Linked DNA regions of Homo sapiens: region 2 is linked to region 1. Evidence: chromatin loops called from intact Hi-C (ENCODE). Cell type or tissue: testis. All regions are shown on one strand. Links, peaks and the distances in the headings refer to the core of each region. The heading gives the core; the rest is flanking DNA.

Region 1 (10,154 bases), core at 865-8,864:
CTGCACATAAATTAGGAAGCGTCAGGATGTACGCTACTTAATTCAATTTACCAAATTGAATTCTGGATGGGTAGGAGATCTAGTCACAGACTAGGTCAGAAAGGACCCAGACTAGGTTAGGATGGACCCAGATTGGAGTTACAGTGTCACCTAATACAAGTCATGTGACATGTGGCAAGTCTCTCAACCTCTCGGAATTTCATTTTATAAAACAATACTTCCCACCTCACAAGGCTGTGCTGAGAATTAAATGAGATGATATAAGTGAAAAGCATGCTGCAATCTGTAAACCACTATGAAACAGATGGACATGTTATTATTACTAGCACCAGCGAGCTTTCATTAAAAAATATTTATTGAATATTTTCTTGTGCCAGGCTCCTTATTCGTGGACATAAATAATAGACTGAAAGTCATGAGTCCCATTCTCAGTGAGGAAGCAGAGGCAACACAGACAGATAATGAGAGGGGGCGACTTTCACAGCCTCAAGGTAAGAATGTCAAGATGCAGTGAGAGTCTGGGGCGGACATATCCATGGCTGGGCAAGAAGGCAAGGGCACAAAGAGGTGACCCTGAGATTGACTTACCAGGAGTCTGGCTGAAGGAAGTAGGAGAGAAGGAGAGTTATAACAAGTACTTCTCAATTGCCGAAATTGAATTCTGGATGGGTAGGAGGTCTAGTCACAGACTAGGTTGGAAAGGACCCCATGTGGCATGCTAAGGAGTCAGATTTTATTTCACAGGTCAGCTTTGCAAATTGGCTTGATGATAAAAACCACCTGGCGTCCTTACTAAAAATACCTGTGTTTAGGCTGGATATTTGGATCTTGTTGGTCTAGCAGGACCTCAATGGAGGATGCTTAGAAGCATCAGTGGGCAAAAATTGAACAATTTTAAACAAGGAAGATTTATAATCAGACTTACGTTTCAGAAGAGAATACAAATGAATAATAAATGCAATGCTAAGCATCCGACACCTTATGAAATAGAGTTTTCTTTGTAAGTTGTATGGTTTCCCCATTTGAATGAGGAATCACAGGGCAAAACAAATTAATAAAAACAACAAAAACCCTCACAAGAATGAATGGTATCCATATTTTCCCCTAAGCCTCTTATTATTATAATTATTTATGAATCACTCATTTCTGTCTTCTGGTGTGGAACTAATGATGATTTCCATTTAATCTGTTATCAAGGAGTAGAAGCTGATTTGTAGCTACATTGTGGAGAAATCTTAAGCACTGTGCTGCCCAGTATGTAGCTGCAAGTGTCACTGAGTACTTGCAAGGTGGCTAGGCTGAAGAGAAGTGTGCTGTGAGTGTAAAACACGCACAAAATTCTGAAATCTTATGAGAAAAAAAAGAACGTAAAATGTCTCAATCATCTGTATATTAATTCATGTTACAATCATAAAATTTTGGATATATTGTATTATATAAAAATATTTTAAAATTAATTTCACTTATTCAATGGTTTCTTTTTACTTTTTAAAATGTAACTCCTAAAAAATCTAAAATGACCAATATGGCTTTTGGACAGCTCTCCTCTAGGATATGAGGGAATTAGCAACTGAATTTGTTGTAAGTGGAGTCGGCAATGTGGAGTTCCTATAGGAACGGGTCCTTGAGGACTTGACAGGCTTAATCAGAAGGCAAAACCTATGCCCAAGGCAAACACAGTACAGAATACGGAGTGTCTGAACACTGTTTCTAGTCAGAGGAGGTGTAACACTGGAGAAGGGACGATTTCTTTGGAGCTCATGTTTCCTTAACTGCGAAGTGGTCATTAATAACTACCATGTTTCCCTTCCAAAGGTGATGGAAGCTTTCAATCAGATGAAATAGGAAAATACTTTCTCATTATGTAAAGTGTTGTGCTGGCCAATTATTAAATGTATAATGAAAAAAAGAAAAATACAAGTTCTAGATATGATGGTGCAGACTACTTAGTTTAAGGGACATTCAGGAAGGAAAGATCACTGGCCACTTGGGGGTCATCATCACAGATAGCTTCAGAGGGGTTGGCTCTGGACATGTAGGATTTGGGAGGCTGCATAAATGTAGGGAATGGAAATGTCATGCCTTAAATAAACTCAAAATGATATTCTTGATACCCTAGTCCAGAAGAGTTATTTTCTAGGAAGTTTAGGGTGGCTGAACCAAATGTAACTTTCCAGGTCACTGTCTTAAGGAAAATATGACTCCCTAAGGTCTTTTTCTACTTTAGAATTATGGTATCACCAGCAATTTAAGCAAACAAAATAGTACAACGAACATAATATAAAATCAAGTTGCTTTCATTCCAAGCTCAAAATCATAGGCTCATCTTAGAACTCTAGAGGTGACTAGCATATCTAAGGGGTAACAGAATTATAATAAAATCCTTTTTTGTATTAAAGTAAGACCAGAAGAAAAAAATAAATAAAAATTAAAAGAAAATAAGGAACTGTCTTCTCAGTACAGTTAATCCTCACTATTTCACATGTGAAAGTAAAGTAAATTTCAAAAAATTTCTGACACATAGAGGCTGTATTCATTATTCTAAGTCTTCATTACAATACCTTCATTTGTAATGATGTTAACCTCAATATTATTTTAAAATAAAAGCTTACTACAAAACTGTCAGTTTTTCATAGCTTTTGAAAGCCAAATATTATATTTTGGCCTACATAACATTTTTAGATAAAGTATGGAAAACAAACTTGCACTTTTTTTTTCATATGAAAGCTAGCCAGGATAAAAGGCAATAAATTAGAGTGTTCAATGACTGCAGTTGAACAACATTGTAGGAAAGGGCAGTTTAAAGAAGTGCAAATCTGAATGATCCACTATTGTACTTTTATTTAAAATGCACAGGAGGCAGGGTTTCATTAACTTCCCCATAATTAAGCAAGGACATTTCAGACCTTATTAGTAGATTGATTTTTACTACTACAGAAAGACAGTGTGTGGGAATTATTGATTTATAGAGAATACAAAGATTTACATTTTGGAATGACTGTGTTCCTGAAAAGCATTTGGAATGACTGTGTTACTGACAAAGGTTCAAGGCATTTGCCAAACATTGACATTCTTTCCTGATACAATTCAACATGAAGTTTCATGGAATATATATCAAAGTTTACACATGTTTTTCTCTGAATAAGTTTTAAAAATGGAAAACTTTTTTGGGAAAATATTGGAAAGGAAAAAAGAAAAAAAATGAAAAACTTTTAAACTAGTTTAAATCTTTTGCACTGAGTACTGAGTTAATTGCAAATTGAGCCTTTTTCAAATTAAAGCTATTTGTCTTATTGCAATAATTCCAATTTTAAAATGTCTACTAGAAAAGTTTAGACTTTTAAGCAATTTAACATTTATATCTAATAAAAGAATATTTATTGATTTCCTATGATGTTTTCAGGTTCTGCGGTAAGTACTTGATACAGTTTATCTCATTTAATTCTTACAGCAATCCTATTATGTGGTGTCTCCATTACAGAGATGATAAAATTGAAGCAGAGAGTGCATAAGTATTTTGTTCAAAGTATGATAATTAATAAATACCAGAACTTGGATTCCCATTCAGGTTTGTCTGACTCCAGAGACTACGATGCAAACTTACAATGTTCGGCAATTATACATAGTATGTAATTATGCAAAGCAAGCTAAAGTGACCCAGGCCTGTGCTTCTAGATGGTCTACTAGAATGTTTAGAATATATTAGAATGTATAACTATTAATCCAATGAGAGTTGATGCAGCAAATAACAGTTTAGGTGCCAAGGGTCTAGTGTCATTTCTATCATTTACTTTTTTTCTCTTTTGAGACGGAGCCTCACTCTGTCACCCAGGCTGGAATGCAGTAGCGCGATCTTGGCTCACTGTAACCTCCGCCTCCCGGGTTCAAGCAATTCTCCCTGCCTCAGCCTCCCATGTAGCTGGGATTACAGGCGCCTGCCACCATGCCCGGCTAATTTTTGTATTTTTAGTAGAGACAAGGTTTGTCATGTTGGCCAGGCTGGTCTCGAGCTCCTGACCTCAGGTGATCTGCCCACCTCGGCCTCCCAAGTGCTGGGATTACAGGCATGAGCCACCATGCCTGGCCTTCTATCATTTACTTAAAGCCAAAAGAACTCTCCAAAATTCAGATTTTTTAAAAAAACTAGCTAAATGCCTAAAACTAATTTCCTAGTATTTCCTGAATGTCATGACTTTCTAGGAAACTATGTATTTAGGTCAACTGCTTTTGTTTTAGATCATTATTGTACTATTGCTATTATGTTCTAATTAACATAAAGTTTTGAACTATAATGTATTATAAGATCCTTGAATACAAATAACAAGTTTCTAAATTTCCACAGAACACATAGTAGGTACTCAACAACTATCTCTGGTGTACATCTGTTTCAATAAGTATACTAAGTTATCAAAATGCTATCGACTTAGGCACCAAATTCTGCCAATTCAAAAAAATGGTTTGCCTTCTCCACTCCCTGCAATCAGCCACTGCATTATGACTTCTTTTTTATTCTTTGCTCCTTATGGCCTCCAACCCTATAAGGTTTCTCCTATAAACAGTATCTTATTTGATCAGCAGTGGAAAAGAATTCCAGTTAGATCCATTGAATATCATAATGTTCTAAACATCTCTGAAATAAAAGTATATTTTATTTATCTACTTCTACCACAAGAGAATACCTTAATCTAAAACACTGACAAAGGAAACACTGATCATTTCACTTAATTTTCTTTATACCTCTATTAGAGACTTTTTAAGAAAAATCGAGACAAGGTCTTGCTCTGTTGCCCAGGCTTGTCTCTAACTCCTGGGCTCAAGCAATCCTCCCACCTCGGCCTCCCAAAGTGCTGGGATTACAGGCATGAGCCATGATGCCCAGCTTTCTATTAGAGACTTTGATTGGATTTCTATTGGCAACTTTCTTATTTTGATTTAACTACATTTCAATAAATGAGAGCTCCAATCACCTCTGGTCCACATGGACTACCTGGACTCTGGACAGGAGCTGAAAAAAGGAAGCCAGAGAATAGCCTCATTACCCATGCTTCCTCAACATCCATTTTACAACTGAAAGCCGCAATTCTAAATCATAAAATAAAAGCCTTTCAAGTTTTAGGCTACAAAATCCTTAAAGAGATGGCAATTATTTTTTCAGCTAAAAAAAAGATCACACACACACACACACACACCCACACACACACCCCTATACCCACACACACCTTTTAAGATTTTTCAGGCCTTAGCAAGTACTGACCATTAACTAGCTTTAAAATGTCAGATATGTTAATTCTCTTCTTCATTATTTTATCTCTTCAAGTACCAAAGAAAATGTCCAATGTGACAGACAACCTGTGTTAAAAGTAAGTTTTCTATTTCATCCTCAGATGTGAGCCAAACTCTATAATAAAAGTATACTTCTAGTCCTGCACAAACATCCAGCTTTTACCTGCATAATCTGAAAAAAAACTGAATTCAACAATGTTCATTAAACAATGTCTAGTCAACAAGGAACAAGTAAATTTAAAAATGCTTACGTACTCATCTGACAAACATTACTGAGCATCTTCCAGGTAGTGGGCTCTGGAGATATAAAAAATCCATTATTTCTTTACCTTGGGGCCTCCCAGGTTACCTCCTGGTCTACAGACAGGAAAACATGTAACTATTAGTTGTATAATTATCATCATTTACAATGCAAGGTAATAAGCCCTATCATGGAAGCATGAAGAAAGTACTATGAGAACACATAGGCAGGAACAACAAATTCTGCCCAGGTAAATCAGGGAAGGCTCTGGAATGACACTGGAGCTATCAGCAAAGCAGAAATTTGGTAAGTTGTGGGTGGGCTCCGAAAGGGTACTATGGACAAAAGGAGTGGCTGAGAGTGTCTAGAGAGCTCAGGGTGTTAGAAGCATGGCAGTTTGCTTTGTATCGCAGGGTGGTTAGGTAGGCAGAGGCTGGGCTAATTATTAGGGCATTTTAAAGTAAATATTCTAAAATGATATAGGATGCTATCTTGATTCAGCTCTTTGTTCATTTATTACAGGAAATGCTTCAACTTAGTTAACAAGTTAAAAACAAATGTAAATTATGCACATTTAGAAAAGATAGCTGTAGATTTATGTTCTAACTAATGAAATTATCAGGAAATGACATTTCCTGCCAAATAGGGAACAACAGATTTTTAACATTGTTTTGTGTTAATTTTGATAAGGGAGGGGGCAGTTCCAGCTACGTTCAAGGATATGGAATGGAAGGATTTGTGAGTACCATAATGCAATCCGAGTTGCCTTTCAATATAATTAGATTTAAATTTTGAAAGAAAGTGGCTTAAAATTACAATTATTTTAAACACTGATCTTCTGCTTTTCTTATTTGTTTTATGGTCTATTCAACTTGCAAACTACTTTGAAAAGTTACACTTCTTTAAAAATATATCATTAAATATTACAACAAAGCAGCATTGCAGAAATACTATGATGAAAATGTTAACATTTTTTAATCTCATACCTCTACTTCCCTATAAGTTTTTTGTAAGGTCTCAGATATGATTAGCAATATTGCCTCTGCCACACCCACCCTTTTACATCTGTTCTTATCTGGAAGAGTTTCATTTCTAAACATGATCAGATGCATAAATAGCTCTTAGTGCACTGCTGGAGAAATACTGTCCTCCTTCATCCAAATCCCCAGCACCAGATAGCTCTCACCACCTCTCCCCCTAATTACGCATCTACAATGTAAATGTTGCCTTTTAATTTAAACTCTCCTCCCCAGCTTTCTGCCCACACAGTACACTCCTCTCTGTTAAATTTCCCTGTGTCTTGGAAAAGAGGCGGAAGTAGTAAAGAGATGAAAACAGAAGACCCTGGACTGATGGTCTGGGGAAAGGGGGAAGGTGGGAACAGGAAAAGGATAAAGGGAAGCATAGCTCAAGGGGAGTAAGAAAAATTTAAAAGAGGAGAAAGTCAGGAGGGACATGTGAGGAAAGGCAGCATGGTAGAAAATGAATCAAATGTAAAGTAAATGATGAAGGTCTTCAGGAAGTCACCAAATCACATATGGAAACATGGGCTCTAGTGGGATTTCAAGAGAGTTTTGGTCTGTACATGCTTGTCTTCAGGACAGTAGATTTTTTAGTTTTTTTTTTTTTCTTTTTGAGACAGAGTCTCGCTCTGTCACCCAGGCTGGAGTGCAGTGGCACAATCTCGGTTCACTGCAAGCTCTGCCTCCCGGGTTCACGCCATTCTCCTAACTCAGCCTCCCGAGTAGCTGGGACTACAGGTGCCCACCACCACGCCCGGCTAATTTTTTTGTATTTTTAATAGAGACGGGGTTTCACTGTGTTAGCCAGGATGGTCTCAATCTCCTGACCTCGTGATCCGCCTGCCTTGGCCTCCCAAAGTGCTGGGATTACAGGTGTGAGCCACTGTGCCTGGCCGATGTTTCAGATTTTTAAACAGTACATTTTGCTGCCAGTACATTCCAGGTATCAGACTTTACTCTTGGGCCAGCATGAGAATAAAATTTCAAGTCAAAACAAAAGCACGATTTCTTTTTCTTTTAGAACGAAAGAGTAGGTTATTCGGTTATAAGACCTCCCCACCCCCACCGCTTTAAGACCTTAGAAATGGTGCAATCAAAATCAGTCATGAATATGTAACTTCAACTTTAATGAAATCTGCCATCAGATTCATCCAAGATCTTCTTTCACAGTTCCCTAATTCTAAGGTAGCTCTGACACCAAACAGAAATTCTTTGTATTCATTTTATTTTCATGGTTAGGTTTTAAATGCAACTACTCTAGCTTAATTATCTTGGCACCTAAAAACAGGTGGAGTCCATCAGAATGCTTCACACCATCTTCCTTCTCTGTGAAAACGAGTAAAATTCAAGAAGACCAAAAGCTTTCCACACCGACCCACAGTACGATTTTTTTCCCTTTGAAGTTTAGATGTTTCTGGCGGGGACCCACACTACTCACAGGCACAGCTGATGTTCTCTTGGCTGCCGGCATTCAGAAAGCTGTCTGAATGGATGGCATTGAGCCTCTGCCACTCCATTGGATGCTTCCCCAAGCACAGGTGCCAAGTAACCATGAGCAGAGGCAAGCGAGCAGTCTGCAGGGCACTTCAGGCCCAGTCTCCTAGACTAGGGCTCTCCTGAATGCCAACAGCACAGCACAGGATGAATACATTTTTTCTTCTTCCCTCTGGTTACAGAGTTGACTGGCCAGGATTATCCTGAAGACACAACACTCTGCCCAAATCCAATGAAACACTTCACGTTGTTCAGCAGTCCTGACAGGGTTGAAACGGTAGCCACTTACAGACTTAAGACCTGCCTGTGAGCCTTACACATGGAGCAGGGGTCACAAACTCCAATGCCCTCACAGACAAGACAGGTCCCCCAAATGAGAGATGCAGGCAGGGTGTAAAGTAACAAGAGACGGTAATGACCATGGTTACATGGGGGGCACATGCTTCATCTAGCCACCAACCTCCAGATAATGGCCACTGTGTAGGAGGTATGATGCAGTTATGCCAAATCTGGTATTTTTGTTTTCTGAGAGAGAAGCCAGAAATCTGGATTTTTGGGTAAAAATCTCCAAAATGTTAAATATCAGTAACTAATTAAAACAAAATACTGTACAGCCAAACAAAGCATATTCTTGTGCCAGATTTTCCCTATGGCCTACCATTTTGTAACTTCTGATGTACAGAAATTCTAAGCTTATTGGACAAAATTAATACCTTGTCATAAATATAAGAGGAACAAAATTCACATCAATAATAGTGTATAGGACCTCATGAATGTGGCAGCAATGTAAATGGTGTGTGGAGACCAATTAAAATAATTTAAGGTAACATATTTAGTGAGTCACATTATTTCCTGGCTCTTAAGTAAATGTATTTGTAACTTGGATGCCAATGAATTGACTTATTCTAAAACTTCTCACACTAGTTTCCTAGCATTGAAAATACTAGAACAGTTTCTCCTCCTCACCATTCCCTTCCTGGGGCTCAGCCTAAATCTGGAAGATGATCTGAAGTCCAGGCTTACTGGAACTGTTTCTCAGGATGAGCACTGTTGATGCTGACTCCAGAAACTGGGGGAAAGCCCTTCTGCTCTCAGTGCTGATACAAAACCTGTTCATCACTTTTGCTAACAAAGGCTTTCCAGGACAATCTGCAGTTCCAATTAGCTTTTCATATCTCTTCCCTTTGGGCATATGCTAGAGAAACAGAATTACAGAATCTCACACTTAACAACAAGGCTTAAACATCACTTAGTCCTACAAAGAATCCAGGGGTCAAATCCCCCCAAGCCCATTCCTGCCCAGAATGTCCCATCTCCCAGAGCAACCTGTGCTTTTGTCAGGCAACTCCAACCCTAGGAAAAGTTTCCTTGCCTGCAATAAGAACTCGTCCACTGGTTCAACAAAAATGTATCGAATGCCAACAATATGACTCATGCTAGTTGCTCTTTTTTTGCTAGTTAAGCGCTTTTTGAGACAGGGTCTCGCTCTGTCACCCAGGCTGAAGTGCAGTGGTGCAATCATAGCTCACTTTAATTTCGACTTTCTGGGCTCAAGCCATCCTCCCTCTTCAGCCTCCCGAGTAACTGGGACTATAGGTGCATGCCATCACATGTGGCTAAGTTTTTTTATTTTTAGTGGAAATGAGGCCTCACTATGTTGCCAAGGTGGGTCTTGAACTCCTGGGGAGAAGTGATCCTCCCACCCTGGCCCCGCAAGGTGGGGGAATTACAGGAATGAGCTACCACACCCAGCCTGCTAGTTGCTTTTATATAAAAATGAATAAGCCAGGCTACTGCCTGCCCTCCTCCCAAACGGCTCACAGAAATAATTTTTAAAATAAATATCAAACTTCCAGAAGGGTACTGTATGAGTAAATGCACTTAAAAGACAGGATAAAGCCAACCTATCAAAAAGCTCAGGACATAAGGCAACTTATGAGACGTGAATATGGAAATTCTTAGGAAAAAAAGGGTTAATCATTATGAATACTCATATATGAAATTTCCTTCAACTCTAATCTAACATCTTTTCCTAATCTGGGAACCAGAGGCTAAAAGGAAGACAGTCACCAAGCTCATTACCCATTACAGAAGGGGAGCCGATTTACTTACCC
Region 2 (10,154 bases), core at 779-8,778, 120 kb before region 1:
TAAGAAAGTAAGACGTCTGTAATATATCATTAAGGGAGGTTATTAATGACATGGTTTCTCAGATAAACTTAGTTTGCAGAAACACCGCAGCCCATGCCATAAAATGTGAACTACAAAGGAGAAAGCAAGCCCTTTTCTTTTTTGTAAAATTCACACTAGGGTCCATAATCCAGTATTAAATGTGTATTTGGTATTTAACATTGACTTTCCCTAATAAAGCCCTTGATCAAACTTGATACATTTGCCAAACACATAATGTAAAAACTAATAGTTTAATGTGCCCATTTTTCCTCTAGTGTTTGATTGCTACAGTTTCTAAGTAAAACCTATTTATAAACTTGTCTGATTTCCAAATGCAAACATTTTTCTTTTAAAAACCTTAACAATCTAATTAAAGCCAAGCATGAGCACGACTTGAAAATGATACCAACAGTGAAAGAGCACCCTCACGTCCCTCTAGCACTATACCTGATGTCTTGTGTGCGAGTTTCTTCGTCCTCGGCTAGAAGCATTATCAGAAATACAGGATGAAAAAGAAGACGAAGAGTAAACACAGCAGAGGTACAAGGTATAGATCATAGTCTTACAATTCATTCAATATAATGAATTCCTCAAGTCATGGGAAATCAAAACTCCTGCTGTGTTTCAGAGCTATCCTAACAAGCAGACTTTAAAGAATATTTTGTGCCATCTCATTTGCATGAGTAAAAATACAACATTTTTATCAGGTTGCTTTTTAACTTTCTGTACAAATTATGGCTCTTTTTAAAAAAATAAAGAAAGAGGGCTTTCTTTTATGCCCACATAATAATACTCACATTTATTCTCTCTTCTGAAGGCACTCGACCCAAATATTCTTTCCTCTCTGACTTCAGGAAATATTATATTGATTTTCTGGGAAAGCAAAGAGCCCCAGGACAGACTTGGACATAATGACCTTCCTCCTCTTACAAGAGGCTGAGACCATTATAGTAAGAAGCATGGAGATCAGCCACCCAGATGGCTGGTGCCAGTACCTTGACGAATGTTTCCAAATCCCCATTAAACAACTTAGTATTATACTGTGAGCGGGGCCTGGACTTCCTGTGTTTCTGGGGCTTAGGGGGAACATTTGGAGGCCTAAGGGAAGGGAATATAATTACTGAGCATGGCAGAAATCAAACAATAAATGAAACATCTATAGGTCACATCAATATTACAAAACACGGGAATCTTGGGTTCCTTCCCCTCCCCCAATCACAGGGGAAAACATTCCCTCCCATTTCCCATTTATTTACTTTCACTTCTGTATCAAAAAACATACAAATTGTTTATTCACACTGCTGTTTCCCTGTATGCTGCAGCTGACATTTGTTTGTTTGCTGGTTTGTTTTAAAATAAGCACTACCAAGTAGACTCGTTAGCTATTTGGCCAAATGTTACAAACCAGCATTCTTGTTATTTGGTTTACAAGTCACACAGTAAGATACAACCGGTCATAAAGATTAGGGCTCCGGTAGATCCCCAAATGAGGAATTAAATATAACATTTTTAGGTACACATAATTTTTTTTTTTAAGTCAGAGTCTTGCTCTGTTACCCAGGCTGGAGTGTAGTGGAATGATCATGGCTCACTGCAGCCTCCACCTTCTTCTGGGCTCAAGGGATCCTCCCACCTCAGCCCAAGTAGCTAGGACTACAGGCGCATGCCATCATGCCCAGCTAATTTTTAAATTTTTTATAGAGACGGAGTCCCCCTGTGTTTTCCAGGCTGGTCTTGAACTCCTGGGCTCAAAAGATCCTTCCACCTTGGCCTCCCAAAGTGCTGGAATTATAGGCGTGAGCCACCTCACTCAGCCCAGCAAACCAATGCAAGTAACATCACATCTGTTCGATACCCCTCCAGCAGTAATGGAATTTTATTTCATGCAAAAGTAACTATTAATAGGTCACAAGTGAGAAAAATAATTTGGGTTCACTGCTTTTTCTAATTTGGGGGACATACAGGCTCGCATGAGTTATTATTTCTTTAGAACAAACTATTCCACCACCTAAATATCTGAGGATGTACTTGTTTATGCCACTGCAGACTCTCTTCCTCTCCAGTCTGCCCATTTGCTCTGGTGAATAAACCATTCTCTCTGACATATGCACATCTAGTGCAGCATGTAGTATATTTAGAAACTGTGACATCTTGCCCTGTGACTGCAGAGAGGGAACCTCTTCTGCTCTCTCCCTTTAGTGGAAAGAAGGCCAGAATTACCTGACTCAACTTCTACTACTGTGCTGAATGAAATACATGGAAGGAGAGCCCTGAGACCTGTCTCTGGATGTTTTAATGTAAAACTCCTTTTTAACTGCAAGACTTATAGGAGGATACACACCACACCAGGAAATTGTGTAAAGCCCTTCATTAAGCTTCAGACTCTAGGAAAATTTATCTTTTTTAGTTCATTTAGCTTAAGTTCAGAAAGTCTGGTTCATATACCAGATCCCAAGAAGTTACGTGGAAGCCTGACTAGCTTCCTTAGACACTATCATGTATGGAAACAAACCTACTGGTACAGCCTTCCACAGCTAAATTCTAAGACCCTCCCAGCAGATGGGCTCATATGATGAACAAGGTGCACAGCAAGCAGCACCTGAAGTTCTACAGTGCTGGCGAGGTTAAAAGAAGCCTTTGCAAGTGTCTAGGAGAGAATATGGAAACTTCTACCAGGCAACATGTCATCTCCTGCCACGGATGAAATTTCTGAGATCTCTTTTATACACTGAGTTCTGGCCATTCATGGAGGAAATAATCTGATAGGAGTAAAAAGAACAAAACAACCAACCACCAAAGCATTTAACCCTACATACTTGATTTCATCCACTCCTTTCACTATTTTAAAAGTGTTTTAAAGTGTGGATTTCATTTTTATTCAGGTACGGGGAGGCCAACGTTCAGGAGACAACTACCACTGAAAAGATAGTTTGTTAAAGAGTTGGGGATGTGCCCCACCACCAGGGAGGCCACAGAAGGAAGCACCGGGGTGGGTCAGGAGGCAGAAGGCACAAAGGAAAATGTGGGCAGGAGTCTTTATTGTGGTTCCCACTGGAGGGAATGGGAGAAGCTGGGCAAGCAGGTTTAGAATAGGCTAGTTGGAATGATTCCAGTGGGCTTTGGGGCATAGGGACTATCCCTAAGTTGTCCTATACCTGGCCTTGGGGTGATTAGGGAAGGGGAATAGTGGCCGTGAGTGTCAGAACCATGAAGGAGGTGGTTGGAGGTAGGTCGTCTGGATCACCTGGCTTGCATACAAAAGGCACACTTGGCAAGCCAGTTCTTACTACTACTGCTAGGAATTGGCTAATCCCGGGAGGGGCAGTACTTCTGGGGTCAGAAAGTCCCCAATATACCAAAGCATTAAAAAACTAGAAAATGTGGTTATTACAATAAGGTCCAAGAGAGCTTCACATCTGGTGATATCTGGAGAAGCTGACAAAGCTAAGCAGATTAGAATTTTGTTTGGTCACTGATTCACGGAGCAAGCCAATCTTGTAGACGGAGCCAAAAACCTCCAATGCACTGAATCATTGTCCCCGCATGACTGGGAGACGCAGGGTAATGCTGGCTAATGGAGGGATATCTTTTGAGTCTTCTATGAAAGGCCTGAAAATCACCTCTGTAGGATTCTATAGTACGGTAAATATGAACGCATGCAAGTTGTGAGAGGAACCTGGAATGAAAACGAATTGCCTCAGTGCTTATCAAAGTAATTTCCATGGCAGAGGTCTGATGATTCTTGCTCTGCTACACCCACATCAAGTGAACAGAGCCAGGGACGTTCAACATTCCAATTGCGTGACTCATTCTGATTCTGTGGCTACCACATGACTTCCTGATAATTTGGTTTCCTACAGAGGATGCCCACATGAGAGGAAGTACTGGTCAGGTTGATGTGAATATCTAGTCTATTTGGCAATTATAGCTCTCATGGCAAATTAATATATTTCCATTTCTGCTTTTTAAAAAAATCTCTTTTTTTGAAGTGCCTTACAGTAATTATAATTGAGAAACAACAGGTAAAATAATTGATAGTGCAAGGAGATGCTATAGGTGAAAAACATCTCTATAAGCTGCATATTACCAGGTCGAGGTAATAGTCTTCTTTTTCACTGACACAGTGAAGAAAAACCTCAGTGTTTTTTTCTTTTGTTAGGTTTGGAAAAGTCAGGAGCTGTATCTTTCTAGTTGGTTTACCATGAAGTACGAGGGGCTTCCTTATGAATAAGCTGCCCAGCAATAACATTATAGATCCTTGAAAGTCAACTTGCCAATTACTGCAGCAGATATACCAGTGTTCTAAATGCGTCTTATTTCAAAGAGAACTCAATTTCAAAAATGCAACATCTTGCTATGCTAATTAGATAATTTCTGTCTGTTGCACAAATGGTGACATAGAAAAATAAAAGTTGCCACAAACTTTCCCGAACCCAAATCAGAATCTGCTGCCCAAATGGCTTTCCTTTCTTGTAGTAGCTTCACAATCCTCCCCTGAATGAAGAAAGTACAATATGGGAGTATGTGTTAAAAGTTAAATGTTTAAAGTGAATCAAAATGGAGAATATATAGACAGCTAAAATCCTAAAGATATTCAATATAGCTCAAATTTTTATTTTTATTTTTTATTTTTATTTTTTGAGATGGAGTCTCGCTCTTGCCCAGGCTGGAGTGTGGTGGCGCAATCTTGGCTCACTGCAACCTCCGCCTGCCGGGTTCAAGTGATTTTCCTGCCCCAGCCTCCTGAGTAGCTGGGATTACAGGCGCACACCACCACGCCCGGCTAATTTTTTGGTATTTTTAGTAGAGACAGGGTTTCACCACATTGGCCAGGCTGGTCGTGAGCTCCTGACCTCAGGTGATCCACCCGCCTCAGTCTCCCAAAGTGCTGGGATTACAGGCTGAGCCACTGCACCCGGCCAGCTCTAATGTTTATATGACTAAAGGAAAATAGGAACAGAAAATAATTGTACTTTCTACTTACTTATGCAGTAGATGTACACGTCGTATTTTTTTTTTAATTAAACTATCAAATCAAAAGTCCTGTCACGCTATTTAGAAACAGTTAAAGTATTCTGGATTAGATAAACCAAGCCGGTTTAACTTAGGTTTTTGTTACTGTCTCTGCCTATTAAAGAGCTTTACAATTCCAGAGGGAAACAAAAATAAGCTAGAACATACCTAGTCTTGTAAGAAGCCCAAACATTTCATGTTGCTATGCTTTGTCAAGCCAAAACTATCTCCCGTATTCATTAACAAAATGTTAATTCTTTCAGCATTGAAATGGTTGCTTCTTGTTAAAGAGAAAGTAAAATACGCTATAAGTTATGATAAAATATTTTCCTACCTTGTAGTCATATATTCAGCTCTATGACCTGCAGGAAAAAAATTTAAAGTAAGTAAACTGAAAGGAATCAGCAGAGTGTATGTGGTACTCTTTTGTATCTCCTATCCGGTATTTTAAAACACTGAGTTTGTAATAACTTACACGTTTTTATGGCAGAAAACATGAGGATAGCATATGAAGATAGACACATAATTCAGTGTAAACATTTCATAAAATCTATACATAAAATTTAATAAATTCTATAGATTTGAGAATCATGTTTCACTTGGCAATTTGAGGCTGTGTTTTTTTTTTTTTTTTTTTTCAGAAAAGAAACAAGAATAGCTGCTTGATCATAACTGTAAGCCCAAAAATGAAATACAAATAAGACATATCCAAGATTTAGATGTTAGTTATTCTCTCTGTTTTGACTGACACTTGTTAGCGAGAAGGATGGGTTCAAATACAGTTGGGAGGGTTCAATTTTCCTTAGACTAAGTTGGTGTTCTTTCTATAATATGAATCAGGGGACTGGAGAGAAGCTGTATTCTGTAATCAGAAATGACATTTGCGAATATTAAAGTACAAGGACATTAAATGATACTACATTCCACCAACTTGTAAGCTAAAAGCCTTTCACAGAGTTCTCTGTCCATTAAAACATCAACTTCTTATACATTTGGGTTTCTTGACTTGTTTTAAGTAACAGGGCTGAATTTTTGTAGGGCTCCGACAATCTGCAATAATTTCAAGTTTGCATGTGTTTATCGGTTGCTTTGTACATTTAGGGCGGAGTAGTGGGAAGGAATGTGGGAAACATTGAACCATTCAGCTGGTTTGTTTGCAAAATAATGACATGGTCCTGAAACAGCTTGAAAATATAGCTGGCAGGGGATGGTCACGTTGCAGCACAAACAGCTAAGCTCAGCCTATCATATCATAATGCAGTGATTCAGATTTCTAGGGCAAGGCCAACATGACAATGGTAAAGAAAGCTGGCTTGTTGGGAATGGTGAACCAACACTTCCAGGCTGCAGTAGAGCCTTTGACTCTATTATCTCCTCTTGAATAACAAATAACATAAAGGATTTGGTTAATATCTATTGATTAAATAGGGTGAAACAGTTAAAATCTGAGACTACCTTTCTTCACATAGGGCCAGGCCACAGTAAAAATGTTGGCAGAATGAGTTCATGGACATGACTTGAAGTGGGGATGAAGGGAAGGGAAGAATCTCCTCTTCCTCCTCTTCCCAGTTCTACTTATTTAAGTTATAAGTCCCTTCCTTTTGCTGGCCTTCTGCTACCTTGGAGGAGAAGAAAAAGGTGAAGGTGTACATAGAACTTCAGAATAATTTATAGCTATTCATGAATGGGAGTGAAGGTCTACTGAGAAGTAGAGTGGGCAGATGGTGAGCTGACTGTGGTATGTGGTGCCTTATGGGATATCCTAATGGCAGTGTTCGGCAGCAAGCTGGCTATACAGGGTTAGAGCACAGAGAAAAGACAGGGCTGGAGATAAAGATGTGAGAGTCACCACCATTTAGGTTGTGTTGGGTCCATACGAGCCACGTAAGATCACCCAGTGTGAGGCAGTAGAATGTGCAAAGGGTTGAGGGTAGAGAAACTGTCTGGCTTGTGTTGTATTATGTTGTTATGTTGCATACTTTATGACAGCATTAAGTCTAATTAGGTATGATGCAATATATATTAGTAACAACAATAAAAACAGCAATGATGTCTAATATTTATTAGACACCATTATAAGCACTTTATATTACATATATTAACTCACAATTTTCACAACGACTTTATGAGGTAGCTTCTATTGTTATCCTTATTTTACAGAAAAGACTGAGCATATAGAAAAGTGACTTGCCCAAGGTCACGCTATTAGTATGGGGTGGGTGTGGCACTCAGGTCCAAGTTTGTTTTAATCCCAGTCCTGAGATCCCAGGAACTATAATGTACTAGCTCCCAAGCACTATAATGTACCACCTTTAAAAACGTAAGTCTTTTTTCCTGGCAAATACTTTGAAAGATCCTAGAAGAAAGGTAGGTATTATGGCTTACAATTCTGTCTGCCTCATATGCCTAAAGCCAAATACAAAATACTGAATATTTAAATAAATTTAATAAATTCTATAAATATGTACATTATTAAATTAATATCTATAAATGTAAATTTAATAACATAGGTAATCACTTTCAAGTGATTCAATAATGATGCCAATGAGAATTCCTTAGAAATGAAATGTGTTATAACTTTGAAATTCTGCTATTTTTGTAACAATATCCTAACAAATTATTCCCTAGATTTAGAAAATGATATGTAAAATGCTTAAAATTATTTTGCTCCATCCATCCATAGTTAATAGTATGAGATAAAAAATTAAAAACCTATAAAAGATACATTTTGAATAATGAACCAAGAGCGTGCTTTGCAAGAACTATGATTCACAGTATAACCACACTACCACATCCATCGTTTTTTCAGCTAATAGTCCTGAGTGTGTCTCAACTGATGAATGAGGTTTTATTTTTTAATCAGTATCATCATTAATAGATCAATAACACACAAGCTTAGAAGACTCTTCTTCCCAGAGAAATGTGAAAGCTTCCAGCAGTCTGAGGATTAGATTTCAATCATTTTCTTTGGAAAGCTACTTAATTATTAAAAACAACGGACCACTCCTTCCCCTCGCCACACCCCCCAACATATAAGCCATTTTGAAGGAAAAAAATAACCCAGGCTTAACTTGTTCTTGGTTCAAACATTTTTTTTCAGCTACTCTTAAATTTCACTCGAGAATTATGAAGTGAATTATTTTTCACACCTAAATGCATTTTATCTCCTACATATAGTTAATGGGATAACCAAAATACAGTTTGGTGGCAATTTGATATTTTAAAAAAGGAGATAAAATACTTAAAATGTGTATGGCTCAAATGAGACACAGGCATCCTGGATTTGCTCCCTAATGAATGACTGATGAGAACTCCTGGCATTACTTTCCAGTCCTTTTTCTTCCTTAAGAATACCAACTACTGCAGTGCTTTTCTAAAAAACCATAATTACTCACATTCAGCTTCCCTTTTGAAAGTATACTTGTACTCCTACTCAAAGACAGACAATGGATTGTATGAGGATAATCTATTAAATTCCTTTGTCAGAAACCTTATGCCCAGGGCAAGAAGCAATAAAATATGGAGCTCAGCTCCTAGTATCAGATTTTTTATTTAGCAAAATCGCACTGATATTTGCACCCCCTTAACTCCAAATGCTGCACACAAAGAAGCCAATGTGAACATTAAGGCTCATTACTGAAAAAGAAAAAAAAAATCAGTGCCTCAGTTTTATAGATGTATATCTCATTTACTGTGGTCAATTTAACTTCTATGATTTAAAAACAAATGACATCACAAAAAGATACAATGGTGTTGCTGAGGGATGAAGAAAATGATAATAATGAGTTTGGTCTTAACAACTCATTGCGTGCTTCTTTCTATTTCAGTAGTTTTCAAAGATTTGGAATTCTGAATTTTGACAGTGCCACTTTAAGAGCCCAATCTAGTTGCTTCACAATGTTGTAAATCAAAGAACTTACTGGGCCATTGGCAGCCTACCAAAAAGCGAGCAGTAAGGCAGGCCAAACACATGTCTGTAGTTACAGATTCAGCTGTGTACGAGCAACTGCTAAATCTTCGGGTTAGGCTCTATTTGTTTTACTATGAAGGCAGTTTTTGCAGCGGTGAGTCTAGTATACTTCAGAGAGGTGATTTCTATATAAAAAGTCAGGACTGTCCCCAAACATAACCATTGAATCCTGTATTAGTAACCCTATCACACCAAATCTGGACTCAGATTCCTCCATAAGAGCTCACCATGGGATTACTTCACTATGTGATGGGCGCCATTAACTCTCCTGGTCTCCTTTGATGTAGCCTATTAACATGAAGAGGGCTTGCACAGAAAGCCAGCAGGCTTATAATGGTTGAGTTAAAAGGTGGGGCATGTCTCCCATGCTCAGCTTTTCTCTGGGCAAATTTGTCAGTGTCATATCCAGGCAGTGACCAGCAATTGGTGTGCCACCCAGCCTGCAAAAGGGGCAGGGCTAGGAAGCAGAGATGTCTGCAACCAGTGGGCAGAGGCTAGTGTGCCTGCTGCTGATGGATGAAAGCTATCCAGTTTCTTCTGCAGCATAAATGGAGTCCTGTGAAGGTTTTATACACGTCAGCACAGCTTGTGTCCCTGGTATACCAGAGCCCGTTGAAAAAAATTCCAAGATAAAGAAATCCTGAGCTGGGCACGGTGGCCCATGCCTGTAATCTCAGCACTTTGGGAGGCTAAGGTGGGTGGATCCTGAGGTCAGGAGTTCGAGACCAGCCTGGCCAACATGGTGAGACCCCTGTCTCTACTAAAAATACAAAATTAGCTGGGCGTGGTGGCAAATGCCTGTAATCCCAGCTACTCAGCAGGCAAGGCTGGAGAATCACTTAAACCTGGGAGGTGGAGGTTGCAGTGAGCTTAGATTGCACCACTGCACTCCAGCCTGGGCGATGACAGTGAAACTCCATTTCAAAAAAAAAAAAAAAGAAAATTCTGGCTTGCAGTTCACAAAGTATAATACAGATTTATGCAGTTCAGCAGCTAAAGACGGAATTTGGCATGTGGACTCAATAAATTGGCTAGAATATAGCCCCATCCAATAATGACATGTAGAAGAATATTAACCATTGGGGCTTTCTCTCTAGGAGACACAAGAGAATCCATGTTGAATAGGTACCATAAAAGTTTCAGAATGTGG

The links. Peaks named below come from ENCODE experiments on the same cell type or tissue, not always from the same donor. Only the 100,000 strongest peaks of a DNase experiment are listed, where the experiment ranks them.
Region 2: a loop joins it to region 1, with 7 times the contacts of the local background. A loop is called at or near these places in 2 of 110 quality-filtered maps.

What each region holds. Positions count from the first base shown.
Region 1 is chr12:63,966,799-63,976,952 of GRCh38, reverse strand. The region is part of intron 1 of SRGAP1 (SLIT-ROBO Rho GTPase activating protein 1); the gene reads right to left. Among named protein-coding and RNA genes, the nearest start is that of SRGAP1, 130 kb to the right of the region's middle. In testis, for the core only: no CTCF peak of the experiment used is centred there; no DNase peak of the experiment used is centred there.
Region 2 is chr12:64,082,241-64,092,394 of GRCh38, reverse strand. SRGAP1 (SLIT-ROBO Rho GTPase activating protein 1) reads right to left here. Exons shown (of 22, transcript NM_020762.4): 11 at 5,369-5,396; 12 at 1,017-1,119. Among named protein-coding and RNA genes, the nearest start is that of KICS2, 130 kb to the left of the region's middle. In testis, for the core only: no CTCF peak of the experiment used is centred there; a DNase peak (open chromatin) is centred at 3,814; H3K27ac peaks cover 3,190 bases.